Linked DNA regions of Homo sapiens: all the other regions are linked to region 3. Evidence: chromatin loops called from intact Hi-C (ENCODE). Cell type or tissue: mammary epithelial cell. All regions are shown on one strand. Region 1 has its middle 110 kb from the start of SLC38A4. Region 2 overlaps SLC38A4-AS1 (SLC38A4 antisense RNA 1). Region 3 overlaps SLC38A4-AS1 (SLC38A4 antisense RNA 1). Region 4 overlaps SLC38A4-AS1 (SLC38A4 antisense RNA 1).

Region 1 (5,000 bases), 380 kb before region 3:
TTAATATTGCTGTGAATCTAAAACTGCTCTAAAAAAATTAAGTATTTAAAACAAGAGAGACAGAAAGACAGGAGAGAACAATATGTAGTAGAACAAGTGGAGGACTCAGAAAAGAAAGGCTGGGGCAGTGGCCTGGGCAGGAAAGTAGAGAAAAGCTATAGTCCCATTTTCAGTGGTCACAAAGAATTACTGGGAAGTGGAAGGGAAGGGTGCACATGTTTATCTTAATTTTATTCTGGAGTTAGTTAAAATGCACTTACCCACACTTTAACAAAGAGAAATGGTTAAATCAATAAACTAAATATGTGCCTTAAACACAGAACACAGAAAATGTAGGTGCTCAGCTCAGGTCCCAGGTGAACACCAGGTAAATAATGGAAAAACTCTCAGAGGTAGAGGGGCTGGAGAAGGAGACAGTGTTGAGGTGTTTGCATATATTCTTTCTAATGTCAATTGACTTCACTCCTCTTCCCTTTCCTACTCCTCACCAGGAAAGAGACCACTATAATGGTCAAATAATTCTGTGTTCCCTTTCTGCACACACTCAACAAAAATGCACACTGCCCTGTTGAGATCTCTCTTCACTGCAAGGCCTAGAGGAGACCATGCTTAATAAGCCGGGAGTCAGGGCCCTGCCCGAGCTGTCATAAAACAAGATGAAAGCCTAGGATACTTTAAATAAGAGGAATGTGGGGGGCACAAAACAGACTGAAATACTAAAGGAAAGCAATAGAAAAACAAAAGAAAACAAACAAAAACAGAACTGAGACAACAAAAGTTGAAAAAATATGTTTTTTTTACAAATCACAGTTGTATTAAAAATATCTTCCCTAGAGAAATTTTGGGGAATATTAATATCTTTTACATAAGGAGTTTCTATCAGCCAATCAATATTTTCTAAACCTAACACTTCTTAATTTACAATTAAATGACAAAGACAAGCCAGTGATTTGGGATGCTTCTTTTATAACAAAATAGAGTATGATTGGTAACTTGTTACATTTAATGATAATGATAGCTTATATTAATTGAGAACTTGCGAAGTGCCAGGAATAGCATTAAATACTTAACATATGTTAACTTATTATCCCATTTTAGAGATGAAAAAACTGTGTCACTGAGACTGAAGTAAATTACCCAAAGACTCATCCTGTGGATGATTGGTAGAGCAGGGCTTTGAACCCAGGCACTCTGATGCCAGCATGCATGTTTTTAACCCTGTACTGCCCTGGCTTCCATGTGGAACAGCGTCACTGGAGTGGAAAGAGCTGATCAACTCACTATGCACAATCTTCAGTAATGTTCTGTAGAGTTTTTTTTTTCAATGAACATAAACTGGTCTTCTATGAAAAAGATCTTTACAAAGATTTACAGCACATTGCTGGTTCCAAAATGCCAGCTTAATAAAGGCAGTTGTGCAGAAGTGCTTTGATGATATCTGTATGAATAAAAGAAGTATTTTTATGATTTGACTCCAAAGAACACAAATCCTTTAAGCTTGTTTAGATCTTCCATGAAGAATGTTGACTTCTACCAATAATCTTTTAAAAAACGAATTCCATTTTAAATATTCAAATAACTTACTCTAAAAATATAAGAACTAAAAAAGTAGTTTTTTTAAAAAATGAACCTACTGGAGTTGTCTTGAAAACAAATGAACAACAGGACAAAAATATAGAAGGTTTCTTTGTGTTCTTCACGTTGAGGCAGACTCCTTCATAGTTCTTAGCAACAAGCATAATGTTCTTAAGAAGTGTGTATCTATCAGATAAGAAAGTATAAAACTAAGGGCAATAATGCAAGAGCAAGACCAGAAGACACCATAGAGCCGTCGGCTTGTATGTTCTGTGGGGGTTGATTATCCACATCAAAGCTTCCAAGTCTTCTGGTTCCTCCTCTTAGGACTGTGTGATCTTGTGCTAGGTTGACAACAATGATGAACAAACATCAGGTCTGACATTGCCAGTCTCGATTTTTACAGAAGTCCCGTCCTGACAATTGCAACACACTCCTGCTTCCCTTTGTACATAGGTAGGATAATGCATTTCTATTTGACTGGAATGTATATTCTCAGTCTCTTCTCACCAGCCTAGGTATTAGCTACTCGGCGGACACATAAGTAACTGTGAGGTGGAATGTGAGATCTCACACAATGCGCACCTTTTAAAATAGTCATGGTGACAAAATTCAATAACAATTTTCTAGGTTGGGGTGGAAAATATTTTCAGAGAAGAATAACGACAGCTAAAACAAAAGGTAGACAGCCGATTTATAATCTAGAGCAATGCACCAGGGCAGGAGAAACACCAGGGTCAGGGAAGTGTTCTGTTCTCCTTTCTCTTTCCCTCTCCTAAAGACAACACTGAAACTCAGTAGCCACATCTATCTTTTCTTTAAAGCACCAGGGTCAGAAACAATATAGGAGAAACAGAGTAGGAGGTTTGTTAAGAGACGACAGAGTCTTTGGAAGGCTCCTGGAAAATAGGAAATACTTCTTGACATTAATTGATCTTTTTCCAAAATCTTCATTATATTTACCTCAAAAGTGCTATATGGTTCTCTTGCACCTGTTTTCAAGATAATAGAGCTTTGGGCAATGATCTCCTAGTCAGTCACCCCATATCGACAACTATTGCTGCACAACTCCCAACTCCTTAGGAAAGGGCTGTGCATGGTAAAGTCATTCACACCCAAATTCTAACAGTAGATGTCAGCACTAGCCTTGCTCATTTAGTTTCACATATGTTTTAGGGAATCAGAATTCAAACTGTTATTTGTTCAATGGCAACATCTTAAGGACAGGAAATATCTAAAATATTATTTTGAAAGAAAATAGATAATTATATGCTTGCCATAAAAATTGAAATTTTCTCTTGGGAATGAAGAATTTGGAGAGGCTGCCCACATTTATGTAGACATGTTGAAATGTAAATTGAAAACCAAGCCTACTTTTAGATAGTTTTTATTCCTCATCAAACTCCCAGACGAATCTATTTGTTATAACATTCCTGAAGAAAGTAACAGATAGTGCTTGAAGTTAAAGAGGGAAAATTCTTATCTTATCGTATAAAATTTACATCTGAAGGCTTGACAGAGTTAGCTTTAATTATGCTTTTTTAAAAACAGACTTTACAGAGCCCGGGTGTGGTGGCTCACCCCTGTAATCCCAGCACTTTGGGAGGCAGAGGCAGGCGGATTCCTTGAGGTCAGGAGTTTGAGACCAGCCTGGCCAAGATGGTGAAAGCTCACCTCTACTAAAAAATACAAAAATTAACTGGGTGTGTTGGCGTGGGCCTGTAGTCCCAGCTACTAGGGAGGCTAAGGCAGAAGAATCGTTTGAACTCTGGAGGCAGAGCTTGCAGTGAGCTGAGATCATGCCACTGCACTCCAGCCTGGGAGACAGAGGGAGACACTGTCTCAAAAAATAAAATAAAATAAAAATAGACTTTATTTTTTAAAGCAGTTTTAGGTTGACAGCAAAGTTGGGCAGAGGTACAGAGATTTCCCATGTACCCCTTGCCCTCCCACACATACAGTCTCCCCAGCTATCAACATCCCCCACCAGGGTGGTACATTTGTTACAATTGATGACCTGTATTGAAGCATCATTATCTCTCAAAGCCCATAGTTATATTAGTCTTAGCTCTTGGCGTTGTACATTTTATGAGTTTTGATAAATATGTGATACGTACTCCCCATTGTAGCATCATAGAGAGTAGTTTTACTGCCTTAAAAATCCTCTGTGCTCTGCATATTCATCCCTCCTGTCCCCCTAACTCTTGGCAACCACTGAACCTTTTTGAATGTCTCCATATTTTTGTCTTTTTGAGGATGTCATATAATTGGAATTATACAATACATAGCTTTTTCATTGACTTACTTCATTTACTAATATGCATTTAAGTTTCCTCCCTATCTTTCCATGGCTTGATGGCACGTTTCTTTTTTTGTTCTAAAAAAAATTTCATTGTCTAAATGAACCACAGTTTCCTTATCCATTCACTTACTGAAGGACATCTTGGTTGCTTCCAAGTCTGGAAATTACAAATAAAGCAGCTATAAACATCTGTGATTCAGGTTTTTGTGTGGACACAAGTCGTCAGCACATTTGGGTAAATATCAAGGAGTATGATTGTTGGATTGTACGTTAAGAGTCTCTTTAGTCTTACAAGAAACTGACAAGCCATCTTCCAAAGTGGCTGTACCATTTTGCATTCCATCAGCAATGAATGAGACTTTTTGTTGCTTCATATTCTTGCCAGCACTTTGTATTGTCAGTGTTCTGGGTCTCTGGCCATTCTAACAGATGCTTATTGCCATCTCATTGTTTTAATTTGAATTTCCCTAATGACATGATGTGGAATATCTTTTTATGTCCTTATTTTCCATCAGAATATCTTCTTTGGTGAGCTGTCTGTTAAGATCTTTTGTCCACTTTTTAATTGAGTTGTTTTCTTGTTGTTTTTATTGTATTGAGTTTTGAGAGATCTGTATATATTTCAGACAGCAGTTATTTATCAGATATGTCTTTCACAAATATTTTCTTCCAGATTGTGAATTGCCTTTTCATTCTTCTGACAATGTCTTTCACAGAGCAAAGGTTTTTAGTTTAATGAAGTCCCGTTTATTCATTCTTTCTTTTATAGATTGTGTCTTGGTGTTGTATCTAAAATGATATCACCACACCCAAGTCATCATTTTCCCCTATGTTATGTCCTAGGAGTTTTATAATTTTGCATTTTACTTCGTGTCTCTGATCCATTTTGAGTTCATTTTTGTGAGGGTGCAAGATCTGGGTGTAGATTCATTTTTATGCATGTGAACATCCAGTTGTGCCAGCATCATTTGTTGAAAAGACTCTTTGCTCCATTGTATTGCCTTTGCTCTTTTGTCAAAGATTAGCTGACTATATTTATGTCGGCATATCTCTGGGCTCTCTATTCTGTTTCTCTGATGTATTTGCATATTCTTTCACCAGCACCACACTGCCTTGATTGCTA
Region 2 (5,000 bases), 110 kb after region 3:
TGGTTCTTAGGATACATTATCAAATTTTTGTTCAAAAAGTTGTATTAAATTTCAGTGTCTCCACAATACATACGTGCTGCAGCATCACCATATCTTCATCAGCAGTGAGAATCATATGCAGATAAACGTTTAAGTCATGGTTCCTAAACATTCTCACTAGCTCAGAATGCCGTCATTAATCCTACTACACTTATGGCCTGACCTCCTCACCTGGGAAGACACAGGAAACTGCCAAGCATAGTTCTAGCACACAGTAGGCACTCACTAAAAGTTAGATAAAATTTCAACTGAATGTATTATGTTCCTATTCATGTTTCCAGGGAAGATCAGCTTTTGAAATGTTAGCTTTGATCATACTAACTATAGAAAAAAGATAAGCAAAAAAATATATATCTTCTGGTTACTTCTATGAAAACCTAAGACAGAAGACACAGGACTTACCTTTTTATCTGTCTACTCCCTTGATCTTCTCTTATCTCTGTTTTGGCAGAAAGGACAAATAAATCTGAGGGTTTTGTATTTTTTTTACACAGAAGCATAATGCAATTAGCACTGGTCCTTTTTAAAGACTGTTGTATTTTTAAAGATTAACCAAGCCTACCGTTGCTTAATTAATGTTGTGGGTCAAAACCCTGGATGCCCATCAGAATGACCTGTAGTGGGATTTTAAAATGTAGATATCTAAACCTCTTCCCAAATCCTCTGGTTTAGAATCTCCAACAGGTGGAGCCAGGTATTTGTAATTTTTTAAATCTCCACGAGTGATTCTGACACACAGCCATGGTTTGAGAACCAAATAAATCAACCAGTAATGAGGCATGAGTATTAATGTCAGTTATTCTTAGCCCTTCAATTTAAATTGCAAGCTAAATTTATTAGGGTTTTTTCCTTCTCCCTTTCTGCTGTTTCATGTGTCCATGTGGAGAAGGTTCCACAATAGCAATACTCCCCTCTCTCAACCAGTGCGATTGCTCAGCACCTCTGCCTGCCCTCTGCAGACCAGCCTGCAGCACCCATTCTGTCCCCCTACCCCAGGAAGCCTGTAGTTCTTTAGGTTTCCAATGACTGGCAACTGGGGATGTCCTCTTACTGCCTGACTGAAGGACTGGCAAGTCCCCTGAGCTAACACATCCATGCCACATTCTCCAGAATCCACTGACCTCTGGGACCCTCTCTCAATCTCCTTGTCAGCAACTGGGCCAGGAAAAGCGTGCTTATTTCTTGGGCTCCCTCAAACCCCACCTCTAGTTGTCTGTCTATGCATTTCATCTTCCTCGCTAGACAACATGCTCATTGAGGGCAAGTTTGCATATCTCTCCCTATGGTTTGTAAGGCTCAGAGCTTAGCACATACAGATACCAGACAGGTACGTGAAGAGCAAACATGGGCAGAAAACTGAGGTCCAATCTACACCTACGCCATGCCAAACACCACGTGAAGCCTTTATCTACCTTAGTTCATGCTACCCATACACACTCCTATGAGATAGGATTTAACATTCCCAAATTGCAGGCAAGAATAGAAATGGTCATCAAATGAAGTTCAGTCCATCAAAGACTATAGGCAAGAGCATTAAAAAAGTGGGATTGCATTGCTCTTTTTCTACCTGCTGCCTAGTTTTCTTGAGATAATTTACTGTAAGCACATAGCCGGAAGTCCACATATCCCTTATATGACAGACATGTAGTTATCTAGAGATGTGTTCTCTGTTGGAAATTGTCTAATTGATGAGATCTGACCCAGACAAGTGTTTTCTTTCGATGTTGTTCATTATCATGCAATCTTGGTATTTTAAATAGGATTATGCCGTTTGGGCTGGGCACTTAAAATTTCCCTAAGGGCCAAGGCTGAGTAATTTTCAGGTAATGAGCTTTAATGTCCAAGGAAAGAGACATCCTGAATCACCTTCTGAACCTGTGCCATGAATCTGCTGTAAAACTCAGTATCAGTAGTTCTAGAACCTCACATAATTGATCTTGTGACTTGAAATTGAATCACTTTCAAGGTTTCTTCCAAAGTGGTTTTGCCCTCCTGAACCATACTCTATTACAGCTACACTTATCCAGTCAGCTGAAGAAAAAGAAAATGATAATTCTCTGGTGTTCCTGCCTTTGTTGAGCAGCCTTTAAAGTCACTCTGAGCCCATTTCACCCTCAAGAGCAGAGGCACGCCAGAGGCAAACTCTCCCAGCCTGGAAAAAAAAAAAAAACACTTAGGTAAAATGCAGAGGAAAAGGAGATCTTACTGCTCGTGAGCCAGACTTAGGGATTCAGTCTTTCATACTCCAGGGGCTCTGAGTCACTGTGCTGTGGAAGTGATCTGAGTTATATAAATCCTTGTGCACATCACCAGAGAGAGACTCTATGTCAGTGTGCAATATTAGTGTGCAAAGTATAGTAAAATCTGTGAAGCCAGACCCCACTAGTTCAAAACTAGGGATCATAAAACCTTATACCTGGCACTATCTCCTGTTACAGATGAGTAAACAGGCTCATAGAAGTTGAGTGACTTGCCGGAAACCACATGGGTATTGAGTAGCAGGACAGTAGTTTGAAGGTAGTTCTCCAGAATTTAAGTCCAGTGCTCTGTTTTTAAAGAATATTTCCTGTAAATGCAGGGAAAGCTGAAATTTAACTTTATTCTAAGAAAAATATCACTTATAATCTAAAAAAGCCTAACTGAGGATATAGGTGAGGGTAAGCAGAAAGAGATATGTTTTTCCTACTTAAAAGAGATTACTGGGCTTGAGGAAGAAGTAGGAGGTAAGAATTAGAGGTCCACTCTTGAATTTATCAGCTGGGTAATTGAGGGGAAGTTAGTTGACTTTCTAGTTGTGAATGTCCAGTTTTTGACCTATAAAATGGACCTACTCACAGGGTTATTACAATTATTAAATGAAAGAGTACAGATAAACTAGCTGAAACTTAGCAGGTGCTCAATAAATGTTGCTACTCTTCCTTGAAACAGCTATAAATTAACACATTATTCTTATCCATTCAGTAGAGAGCTCTCCCAAGGACTCTTACTTCATGTTTTTTGGCCTTTTATTGGGTCTACTTATTGGCTTAATTGTTTATTGTCTGCTTCCTCCTACTAGAAGGTAAGCTAAAAGATAGCAGGCCTTTTTCTATCCAGTTCCACTCTTTATTCTCAGTTCGTAGGACAGGACTTGACCGATAGTGACAATTAGAAAAATTTGCCAGGCCAGGCACGATGGCTCATGCCTGCAATCTCAGCACTTTGGAAGGATGAAGCAGGCGGATTGCTTAAGTTCAGGAGTTCAAGACCAGCCTGGGCAACATGGCGAAACCCTGTCTCTACAAAAAATACAAAAATTAGCTGGGCTTGGTGGCACATGCCTGTTAGTCTCAGCTACTTGGGAGGTTGAGGCAGGAGGATCATCTGAGTCTGGGAGGTGGAAGTTGCAGTGAGCCAAGATCACACCACTGTACTCCAGCCTGGATGACAGAGCCAGACCCTGCTTCAAAAAGAAAAAAAAGAAAGAAAGAGAGGAGAAAGAAAATAAAAAAATAAAGAGAGAGAGGGAGGGAGGGAGGGAGGGGGGGGAAGGGAGGGAGGGAGGGAAGGAAGGAAGGAAGGAAGGAGGCAGGGAGGGAGGGAGGGAGGGAAGGAGGGAGGGAGGGAAGGAAGGGAGGGGAAAGAAAGAAAGAGAAAAGGAAAGAAAGAAAGAAAGAAAGAAAGAAAGAAAGAAAGAAAGAAAGAAAGGAAAGAGGAAAAAGAAAGAAAGAGAGAGAAAAAAGGAAGAGAAAGCAAGCAAGCTTTGCCAAGTAACATAAAAGAATTAACAGCTTCATAGGGAGAAGTGAACCCACTTCCCCCACCATAATCCTTTTAAGAAAAGAAGATTTCACTAATTCTTTTATCCTAAATTTTTCCTGTGTACAGAACATGGTTTTATGCATATTTTAACTTATGTATGTATATGCATATATATCCAATATCAAAATAAAGTATATACCCTTTATGAGGTAGTTGTTGTCACTGAAGAAAGAATAGATACTTGGGGAGAAACAAAGAGAAGCTCAATATTAATCTACAAATGTCTTACTTCTTTTACATTAAAAATGATAGACAAAGTCAAACAAGAGCTAATTTAATCAGAGGGGTAGAAACTGTGTGGGAAAATGGCATTGATACAGAAGAAATAGAAGCTGACCCTGTCCTAACAAATTTATGAAGTAAATAGTCCTATTCCAAGTTTACAAATTGGGGAATTGAGGCTTAGCAACTTGTCTAAGATCAAGTAGGCAGCAAGCAGCTGGACCAGGTGGGGAAGTGAGGACAGGGGTTTAGCCATTTAGACCCAACTCATGCCTGGAGGACTCAGCTTGATTTCCCAGCAGATCAGATTACCATTAGCAGAATTCCCAGTGTATCTGCCTCTGGAAAAACCTATATGATCATCATTATTAGAGCAGTGTCATTCCCCAGAGGAGTGAGATCGCTGAATGTCCTTTAGACAAATGATGTATTTGTGACTCATTGCCCTATTATAAATAAAAACACTGTGTTAGCCAATTTTCACCCAGTTATGGTCATTAATAACCCCAAAAAATCTCACTGGCTTTTTAACAACCAAGGTTTACTTCGCATTCACATTTCATGTGTTGGCCATGACTGTGCTCCACATGGCTTTTTCTTTCAGGATCCAGGCTTGAAGAAAGAACTCCTCCGGGGAACATGCTGAACTTGTGGCAGGGGGAAAGCAGAGTGCCAACTGCCATGGCCCTTAAAGCATTTGCCTGGAACTTCTACTCAGACATGGCTTACATCACGTCCTTTCACTCCATTGGCCAAAGCAAGTCACATGGCCAAGTGAGAAGGATAGATAGAGTCCTTCCTCAGGGAATTACTATAAATCGTATGGCTACCTTGCTACCAGCAGGCATTATACAACCTTTAAAGGGTACAGTGAGTAGTTGTGAAAAATACTGTAATACAATATTCCATGGATACCATGTTCTCTGCTTTTGTAATCA
Region 3 (5,000 bases):
AAACATGTCAAAAATTATGGTTTTTTGGTTCAATGATCTAGAGAGCATGTTGAAAATATATCTCTACCCCTTTTCATATTCTAAGAATAAATTCTACTTGATAATTCCTGGTGGGAGTGATATTCAAAACAAAGCAAAACAAAACCTTCAATTCTTTTCAATCAGAAATTTAGTCTACTTGGATTTAAAACAAAAAGAGATGATTTCATAACTACTTTTCAAAAACAAGAGGCTCAGTTCCTCATGCTTTAGCAAAATGCTTCTTTATTATTGCAGAGTACATTGCACATAGGTTTGATAGACATTCTACTGTGAAGGAAATGATTCTCCTAAAATTTGGTACAGCACTATGTGAAATGGTGCCCTTAGTCTAAAGTTTAGGATATAAATTAATGTGGAAAAATCAGACCTGAACTGGCCCTGCTCTATCTCCATGTCATTTTGGAGCTAGAAATGCATCTACAGAAGGTGTGTTGATGACTAAACCCTTGTCATCTCAAATCATGCTGCTTCCTAGGTTTCAATCATTCCAGAAGATTTCAAGAAAGGAAGAAAAAGCAACAAAGCAAAAGAGACACCAATTTAGTCTGAAGAATGCCTTTTGACTTTTTTAACAGTAGTGAGATTCTTTTTGATCCCAAAGTGCTGGGATTACAGGCGTGAGCCACCACGCCCAGCCTGACACACTCCTTTTGATGAAGGCGAAGCTGTTTGTCCAAGTGTTTGTTTGTTTGTTTGGTTGGTTGGTTGGTTTCTTTTTAGAGTTAAGGTACTGAGGTTAGAGCAAAAGACTCAGCTTTACTCAGCTGAAAAGGGGATAGGGATGATGTAGGAATTAAAAGGATACCAAAGCTACTTCTATTTTGTCAACGTATAACTAGGTTTAAAGGGCTTAGAGCACAGAAACCTAGTGACTAGGTTTCAATTTGAAGAGAAAAATTATTTAGAATGAAATGCAGTCAGCCACTGCATTGAACGATTGACAGTCCACTGAGGGAGACCTCCATCTTTTAACAGAAGACCTAGGAAGTGATACAAAATTTAAAAAAAGTTCCCATCTTTAGAGGAGCTTATCAATTGTCTGGGAACTGCCCATGAAATCGTCACAAAAATTTTCAAAGCAGTAAACCATAAAAAACAAGTGCATATGGCTTAATTAAACTTGGTAACGAATCACAGCCAGTATTTGTCAAATGTCAGGTACTGTATGATGTGCTTTACATACATTTCATCCCCGTTTCACGGGTGAACAAATTGATGCTCCAAGGGGCTTATGTACCTTGCCCAAGGTTACACATATGCTGGCTACAAATTCTACTCTCTCCCTCTCTCTACTATCACTCACTACCCATAAAAAATGTACTATCATTACTAAAAATGAAGGTAGTATAGTGGTGTGGAAAGTTACAAAATATTGTTAAATGACAAAAATCATACAAGTTGTATACATCACAACCATGAAAAGTTTATATGCAGGTAGGAGAGACTTGGAAGGAAACAGAGAAGTTCAAGAAGTTGTGTTAGGGTGGTAGGATTATGGAGGACACTTAGAAAGTTCTTTTATCTTGTTGCAAAATTAGGTAAAGTGTATTTAAATTAGATAGAAAGGTGTTGAAATCCATCAGGGAAGACTTCCTGGATAAAGGCACTTTTCATCACCGTTTCAGAAGGAAGGAGGGTTTCATGCTGGCCTTGAGGAGAAAGAAGTCATCAGAGCAGTGACAAGACAGTTAATTCAGCATTTCAAAGTATGCACAATAGTCACCTCCTTATTCTCAGTTTCAGTTACCCAGGATCAACTGCAGTGTGAAAATAGTAAATGGAAAATGTATAAACAATTCATAAGTTTTAAATTGCACGCCATTCTGAGTAGTGTGATGAAATCTTGTGTCATCCCATTCCACCCCTCCCAGGAAATGAATCATCCCTTTGTCCAGTACGCTGGTGCTGTACGGTACGTATGTACAGGAAAAAGCATAGCATATATAGGGTTCGGTACTAACTGCAGTTTCGGGCATCCACTGGGGGCCTTGGAACATATCTTCATGGTACCAGAGAAATTCATGTTAAACAAGTCTGCCATAACACAAAGATAGTTGTCAGGAAGGGTAAGCTGAGATGTCTGAATTTTACAAGTTAGAAAATGAGGAGTAACATGATGAAAGGATGTGAGAAAGTTTATTCTAACTGCTGTGTGGAGGATGGTTGAGAGGAAAGAGAGAACAGAACAGGGAGACCACAAGAAGACAGTGAAATGACAATGAGAAAGACATTTGGATGTGGTGTGAGCTGAGCATTGGAGCACAGCTATCTCAACTACCCCACAAATAGTCTCAGATAAATGCACCCACTGCTCAAAATTCCCACCCCCCACCTCCTTTTTTTTTTCTTCTTCTTTTTTTTTTTTCGAGATAGAGCCTCACACTGTCACCCGGGCTGGAGTGCAATGGTGCGATCTCGGCTCACCGCAACCTCTGCCTCCTGGGTTCAAGCGATTCTCCTGCCTCAGCCTCCCAAGTAACTGGGATTACAGGCACACACCACAACACCCGGCTAATTTTGTGTATTTTTAGTAGAGATGGGTTTTCACTATGTTGGCCAGACTGGTCTCGAACTCCTGACCTCGTGATCTGCCCAGCTTGGGCTCCCTAAGTGCTGGGATTACAGGCGTGAGCCACCGTACCCGGCCAAAATTCCCCTTCTTTAAAGTGAGGGTAGGGAACCTACAACCTTGGTAATCCCATGAGACTGTTACCACATTACACCAAGGTTGTCATAGGCATAAAGCTCTACAGGTACACAAATAATATGAAGAGAGAATACTCAAAGTATTTAAGTGTTGCCTTCCCTCTGCTCTTGAGGAACCCAGGAAGATTTTGAATGAGTCTTATATGAGTGGGTATGCATGCCACACCTATTAAACAGACAAACAATATAGTTAAAGTGAAATGCTCTGACTTGCATTTCATCAGTCATCAGCAGATAGAGCAGAGCTATAAGTTTGTCTACCTAGGATGGTGGGCAAATTGTTAAGAGGTAAATATATAAAAAACAGCTGCTATTTTAGAACCACACAACATAAGGGCTTTGCACATTCCCTTTTGTGTGACTTCAGACCATGGAATAAGCACATACTTTAGGAAGACGTGCTCTTGTTCTAATTATGGAAATGACTGAACTGATCAAATTACTGGCAGCATATCCTGCGTTACACCAAAGAAACAATTCCAACAAAGGGCTTTGATTTGATGATTGAAAATTGCCAGCCATTTCTGTGGGACTTTGAAGAAACGGAAAGCTCAACTGATGAGAAAAGCATAAACAAGGGCAGTGGAAGGTCGTTTAGCCTTTATTACCACTGTGGTGGTGGTTGTTTTAGCTTTAGTTACCACTGCCTAATTCAAAGAAAAATAACTATTAAGAAAAGGAGTTATATTAAGTCTCTGTAAACTTTGAAGAGAAATCCTGATTTTTTTTCTGATGATTCTTCTTATAGTTGGATGTTCAATTTGTATCATATTTACTAGATTTTAAAACAAGTACTTTTCCCAATTAAAAAGATTGAGAAAGAGGGACAAGGGAAAAAAAATGGCCTAATGCTGATTCTGATTGGCTCATTTCCTGTGTCCCATTTCCTGCAAATAACAACAAAAGATTCACTCTTTGCCTAGATTGGAGAATGAGAGGCAACTTGCCTGTGGGTGTTTGGTTGAGGGAGGTGGTTAGTAAAGCAACAACAGAAGGCAACCCCTCAATCATTCTTGAAGGAGAAATGCTTGGTATTTTTTCAAGGAAATAGAATCAGACTTCTGGGAGTGCCTAGGGGCATGAAATAGAGAATTCAGTAGCCCAATAAATATAGTACACATTCTTGTCATTTCATGTTCTAGACAAGGTAATTAAAATATGCATAAGATTTTCTGCTCCCCAGTTATTTTTACTTCCAGGTAGATTGAACAGTCAGCTGATTCACCTTCTTGGGCAATGCCCATTCATTCTTGACACTCTCCTATTCCCCATCCTGTCCATAATCCCTCCTCACACACAAGCACATGCCAATAGGTGAGATAGCAAAAGTAATAATATGTCCATTTAGCACTAGTATGCCTTTAGAGATGTTGAATTTTCTGTGGCAGATCTACAAACTATCCAGTTTTTCCCAAAGGGGTAGCTTCTGTCAAGTGCAGAAGGACACCAAGAAGTCACATCTCTGAATATCTTTTTCTTTTTGCCCTTTCTGGCTGGCCTATATGACAAAGAATGATGAAATATTCATAAATTACATTTCTATTTGCCCGTACTTTACTGAGAAACCTGTACTGACTTGCATAAAAATGGCATACTGGTTAACCCTCATCAGTTAGTTTGTATATTCCTGCCTTCTCAGGCCAGCCTTCTTCATCTCTCTGCTGACAGAAATTTCATTCCTTCCCTGCCCTACTCTCAAAATGTGTTCTCAAGATAGAACCCAAAAGACTGATTCTTCTTCAGGGAAGAAATAATTAATGAAGCTTTAAGTGGGTTCTTCTTTAGTATAAAGTGCTTCATTTTGAAAGGGGAGGAATGAATTTATAATTGTAGAATTTCAGATTTAAAAAAAAAATTAAAAAGCTGAATTTGGTGGAAAGGTCCTCTTGGTGCCTCTGAAATCATGCCCTCCTTACCCAAGAGGTCACATTCCTTCTGGAGTTGACGCAGGTGCCAAATACCCCAAGAACTGACAGCAGTTCATCACTTGTATTTCATTTGCATCTGCTCCACTGATACTTACTTACTGGTTGTGTGGGCGTGTGTTTATTTGCTGTGAGTTCAGCAGTTAGAGGAAGCTTATGTGGTTAATGTGCTTAGCCATGAGATGAGATGTAAGCTGCCTGTCCACCTCTATGGAGCCCTGAGCTTCCTTGCCTGTGGCTTCAGACACTGGGTCCCTTTCTCTGTTGGCATTCCCACTAAAGCTAGAAACTCTGACCTGAAGAACCCTGCTCCTTTATATCTCCTTT
Region 4 (5,000 bases), 120 kb after region 3:
TGCAGCTGTGAAAAAAAAATGGTTTCTGTCCTCATGCAGTGTATGTTCTAGTGAGAATAAATTTCTTTTTCCTTTATATTTTATTATTGGTAATGTTTGGTATATAAGAAAGCTATTGAGTTTCATATATTTTAACTTTTAACTTGTCTTTTTACTAAATTTTTTATTGTTTCAAAAAGTATTACAATTGATTTTGTAGTTTTACTAAATAGACAATTGTATCACCTACTGAGAGTAATAATTTTGTCCTTTCCTTCCCAAAAGCACATACTTCTAGTTGATTTTCCCCTTTTATCCATTAGCACAATGAAGCATTTCATTATAATCTCTGTATTTACCCACACTTGCATTTCTGGAAATTAAATCCATTTTTAAGGTCTGAAAGAAAGTCAGAAAATTTTTTTTAATCTTTAGGCCGGTATAATATATCAGAAGTTTTAATTCAGGTGAATCAAAATATCTGATAGGATACAATTTACAACAGTTGCATGCAACTGATGCAAAAGTCATTCTCAGGAAATATTAATTTTTCTCTCATTCCTGGCAGTTTGTTGATATAAAATTGAAAAAAAAAAAGGAGAAGGATGAAGCTGATTTATGTTTAGGAGGCTAAGTAATTCATTGAATCTCCTACTGCTGAATCTAATTTAAAAATATATATAACCATATTTCTCCATTGAAAATTAGAAAACATTAAATCTACTTATTTATTTTATATTACTTTCTATTTGCCAATTATCTCTGCAAACATTGAAGTGCTAAATACTTCGATTGTATACGCAAGCGTACTGAAATAAGGCTGCATAAGTAAAGTTTTACACCACGTCTGCAAACTAAAATTTCCTGGGGTGTTACATTTTTCCTAATAAAATAAAACAGAGGTTAAGAAATATGATTCAGTGGCCATTTCTACAGCTGAAGTATATGAGACTGCAGCCCTAGGTGTCTTGCCCACGCTCATCTAGCAGACGGCAGAGCCTAGACTCAAACTCTGGTTTTCTGCTACACATCAAGTATTCCTTCTACAGTGCTCTTCCTTTCACTCAGCATTATCTACATAATTAGAAACACTTGAATTTCTTTCCCCATCTGCCTAGAAATTTTCCCCAATTATTACCTTTGCATATTATTTTGGTAGAAAATTATCTCTTATAAAACTCACATGTAGCTTTCAATTTTATGGCATTCTTTTCCTGCAAGTTCATATAATTAATACATGTTTGAAACCAGTAAATTCTTACAACAGGCCTATGTGTAGGGAAGCAGAAATGATGAGTCTTCTGTGATATAAATCAACATTCTAATAGTTAAAAAATAGGTGCACCCATTCATAAGTGTCACAAAGCACTCCACACTGAATAGGAAGGGATATCTGAGTGGCACTGATAACAGCCAAGCCTGAAGAGGAGGCACAACAGCCCATTACAAGCTATTGAAAAGTTCCATAAGAAAAAAAAAAAATGACATACAGCAGGAAATTCCTGACCAGTAGTGTAATTTCTTACATAAATGTGTTGGCAGATAAATGGATTTCTATGACTTTGCTTACGTCTGCTGCTTACTGCCCCTTTAGATATGTCACTTTGCAAATGTATTATAACTTCACTCTGACTCTATTTAATGGTATGATTCAATAAATTGTAGGTTCATCTTAATCTCCTCAAAATACTCTTGGCCTTTTGCCCAAAAGTGGGGGAAGGAATTAGTAACTAAAATAGCAAGAGAAGCTTGCTGTCAGTTAGTCTCCTGGAAAAGTACTATACTGAAGATTCAATATAGCAATACTGTAACTTACTAAGATGGTATATAAGGAATTAGACAGTGGAAAATTTAAGGTACAGATTAAGATTACAGCTACAGGACTATAAACATGGCACTAAAAAGTAAATGAGGCCAGGTGCCTCATTTAGCTGGGTGTGGTGGCATGTGCCTGTAGTGCCAGCTGCTTGGGAGGCTGAAGTGGGAGCATCACTTACGCTCAGGAGGTCAAGGCTGTTGTGAGCCGAGATCACACCACTGCACTCCAGCCTCAGCAACAGAGTAAGACCCTGTCTCAAAAAAAAAAAAAAAAAAAAAAAAGGGCCGGGCGCAGTGGCTCACGCCTGTAATCCCAGCACTTTGGGAGGCCAAGGCAGGCGGATTACCTGAGGTCAGGAGTTCAAGACCAGCCTGGCCAACATGGAAAACCCCATCTCTACCAAAAATACAAAAATTAGCTGGGCGTGGTGGTGGGCGCCTGTAATCCCAGCTACTCAGGAGACTGAGGCAGGAAAATCACTTGAACCTGGGACGTGGAGGTTGCAGTGAGCTGAGATTGTGCCATTGCCCTCCAGCCTGGGCAACAGAGCAAGGCCCCATCTAAAAAAAAAAAAAAAAAAAAGGACTAAATATGTACCGAACTCCATGTATATGAAAATACTGACCTAGATGTCTTCTTTATATAATTTCATGTTATTTTTATAACAATACTGTAAAATAAGCATTATGCCCTCCTTAGAGCTCAGAAAACCGAGTTTCTATGAGATTATATTACACAATTGATGCCCTCCCATTTCCTAGGTAGACCCAGATGTAGTAATACATGGATCTTCCACTTTCAGCCTGTGTAATCCTGAACAAGTCACTGAAAATCTGGGAGCCTCATTTTCCTCACCTGAAAAATGAGTAATGAGACCTACCTTACTACTTCCAAAAGTTATCACAAATACACTTAATAAACTACAAAACAAAACACAAGTGGTGGTTACTCTTATTAATACAAACAACTAGTTAATAAGAGAAAGTGATAGAGACTGATTTCTAAACTGTTTCCTGACACTTTGTTTTCAAATGCTTGATGATGCAATACTGAGCTGTGTTTTCCCAGCAAGGTCTTTGGGGTTGTCAATGAATCATTTCCTTCACATTCACATGAAAGATATGCCTGGGTAGATCAGGTTCCCACCCTGTTTTATCTTAACAACCCATACATTGCAGGTAAGCAAACAATTAGTATTGTTCAGAATTTCACTTACAGAAATCTAACATTCCCTCTCTGCAGATATTTTTCAGCACAAAGAACGGGGACTTTTGGGTCATTGACCTACTGACACTGCATTTACAATGACAAGTTCTATGTCTGCAACGTAAAAGGCAAGAAGACTAAATCTGTTTTCCATTTTTCTTGTGAACTAAACTGGGTTTTCAAAGAATACCTTATGTGGATCTACAACATAAAAGACAGCAAAATAAATATTTTATTAGAATATTTTATCAGTTCAACTTTGTAACATATATTATAAGATTAATCAATGGTAACAATAAGTTTTAAGGAACATAAATTTGAAATTGAAGATTATTCATGACAGTAATAACAAATCTAAAAATAACCTCAGTATCCAATTTATTTTATCTTGCTGTTTGGTTTTTACTAAACTAAGTCTGATTCATAAGCAATTGCATATGAGAACAGTTTTTTAATATTTTGCCACATTTATTCCATTTATTCATCAAACCATCCATTCATCCTTCTATTTTTCATTTGTTTACTGAACCATTTCAAAGTAAATTATAGATAATAGCATGCCTCCCTCGTAAACCTCTTGGCATGCATCTTTTAAAAATTAGGGAGTTTTCTTAACATAGCCACAATACCATTATCACTCCTAAAAATTTAGGGATTCCTATAATAATAATTCTAATATCTAGTCCTTATTCAGAATCCCAATTGTCCCTCAAACTTGTTCTCCCAACAGGATCCAATACGGAATTACACATTGTTTTCATGTTTACATCTCTCAAGTTTAGTTTATCTTAATATAGCTCCCCCTGTGCCCCATCACCTGCTCTTTTTCCCATCCCACTGACCTGAAGAGACCAGAGTAGTGCCCCACATTCTGGAATTTTTTTGAGGGTTATGCCCAATTCTTTCATTTATTTATTTGCTTTTAATTTTAAATTCAAGAGGTATATGTGCAGGTTTATTACATGGGTATAATACCTGATGCTAAAGTTTGAGCTTCTAATGATCCCATAAACCAAGTAGTGAACATAGTACCCTTGCTCCCTCTGTCTCTCCCTCCTTTTGGAATCCCCAGTGTCTATTTTTCCCATCTTTGTGTCCAAGTGTACCCAATGTTTAGCTCCCACTTAAAAGTAAGAACATGTGGTATTTGGTTTTGTTTCTGCATTAATTTACTTAGGATAATGGCCTCCAGATGCATCTACGTTACTGCAAAGGGCATGAATACATTCTTCTCTGTGGCTGCATTGTGAACCTGGTGGATATTCACCACATTTTTTTAGTCCAGTCTACCGCTGGTGGGCACCTAGGTTGATTCCATGTCTTTGCTATTGTGAATAGTGCCATGGTAAGCATAGCAGTGCAGGTGTCTTTTTGGTGGAACGATTTATTTTCCTTTGGGTATATACCCAGTAATGGGATTGCTGGGTTGAATGGTAGTTCTATTATTAGTTCTTTGAGAAATCTTCGAACTGCTTTCCACAGGCGGTGAATTCATTTGCATTCCCACCAGCAGTGTATAAGCATTCTCTTTTATCTTCATTCTTGCCAGTATCTGTTGTTTTCTGAAATTCTGATAATAGCCACTCTGATTGGTGTGAGATAGTATCTCATTATGGTTTACATTTGTGTGTGTGTCTCTTTTTTTTTTTTGAGACAGAGTCTCGCTCCATCTGTAACCCAGGCTGGAGTGCAATGGCACGATCTCAGCTCACTGCAATCTCCAACTCCCAGGTTCAAGCAATTCTCCTGCTTTAGCCTCCCGAGGAGCTTGGACTACAGGCATGCACCACCACACCACACTCGGTTAATTTTTGTACTTTTAGTAGAGATGGGGTTTTGCCATGTTGGCCAGGCTGGTCTCAAACTCCTGACCTCAGGTGATCTGCCTCGGCCTCCCAAAGTGCTGGGATTACAGGCGTGGGCCACTGCACCTGGCCTGTGTCTCTCTTATGATTAGTGGTGCTGAACATTTTTTTATTTGTTGGCCACTTGTATG

Evidence for each region. A loop is a pair of places that touch in the nucleus more often than their neighbours do. Peaks named below come from ENCODE experiments on the same cell type or tissue, not always from the same donor. Only the 100,000 strongest peaks of a DNase experiment are listed, where the experiment ranks them.
Region 1: it touches region 3 in a loop (4-fold over the local background); 6 of 110 quality-filtered maps call a loop at or near these places.
Region 2: it touches region 3 in a loop (5-fold over the local background); 7 of 110 quality-filtered maps call a loop at or near these places.
Region 4: a loop joins it to region 3, with 6 times the contacts of the local background. A loop is called at or near these places in 6 of 110 quality-filtered maps.

What each region holds. Positions count from the first base shown.
Region 1 is chr12:46,931,870-46,936,869 of GRCh38, reverse strand. No RefSeq gene overlaps it. Among named protein-coding and RNA genes, the nearest start is that of SLC38A4, 110 kb to the right of the region's middle. In mammary epithelial cell, a CTCF peak has its summit at 2,695 (motif pointing right); no DNase peak of the experiment used is centred here.
Region 2 is chr12:46,439,803-46,444,802 of GRCh38, reverse strand. All of the region lies in intron 2 of SLC38A4-AS1 (SLC38A4 antisense RNA 1), which reads right to left. The region is part of intron 1 of LOC124902923 (a long non-coding RNA gene); the gene reads left to right. Among named protein-coding and RNA genes, the nearest start is that of SLC38A4-AS1, 59 kb to the right of the region's middle. In mammary epithelial cell, a CTCF peak has its summit at 729 (motif pointing right); DNase peaks (open chromatin) are centred at 1,912 and 2,292; H3K27ac peaks cover 3,654 bases.
Region 3 is chr12:46,546,892-46,551,891 of GRCh38, reverse strand. All of the region lies in intron 3 of SLC38A4-AS1 (SLC38A4 antisense RNA 1), which reads right to left. Among named protein-coding and RNA genes, the nearest start is that of SLC38A4-AS1, 170 kb to the right of the region's middle. RefSeq lists an enhancer at 1,778-1,927. In mammary epithelial cell, no CTCF peak of the experiment used is centred here; DNase peaks (open chromatin) are centred at 1,901, 2,871, 3,821, 4,801 and 2 weaker places; H3K27ac peaks cover 5,000 bases.
Region 4 is chr12:46,428,477-46,433,476 of GRCh38, reverse strand. All of the region lies in intron 2 of SLC38A4-AS1 (SLC38A4 antisense RNA 1), which reads right to left. It overlaps LOC124902923 (a long non-coding RNA gene), which reads left to right. Exons shown (of 2, transcript XR_007063284.1): 2 at 3,041-3,245. Among named protein-coding and RNA genes, the nearest start is that of SLC38A4-AS1, 47 kb to the right of the region's middle. RefSeq lists enhancers at 2,797-3,091, 2,630-3,131. In mammary epithelial cell, no CTCF peak of the experiment used is centred here; DNase peaks (open chromatin) are centred at 1,636 and 2,886; H3K27ac peaks cover 4,141 bases.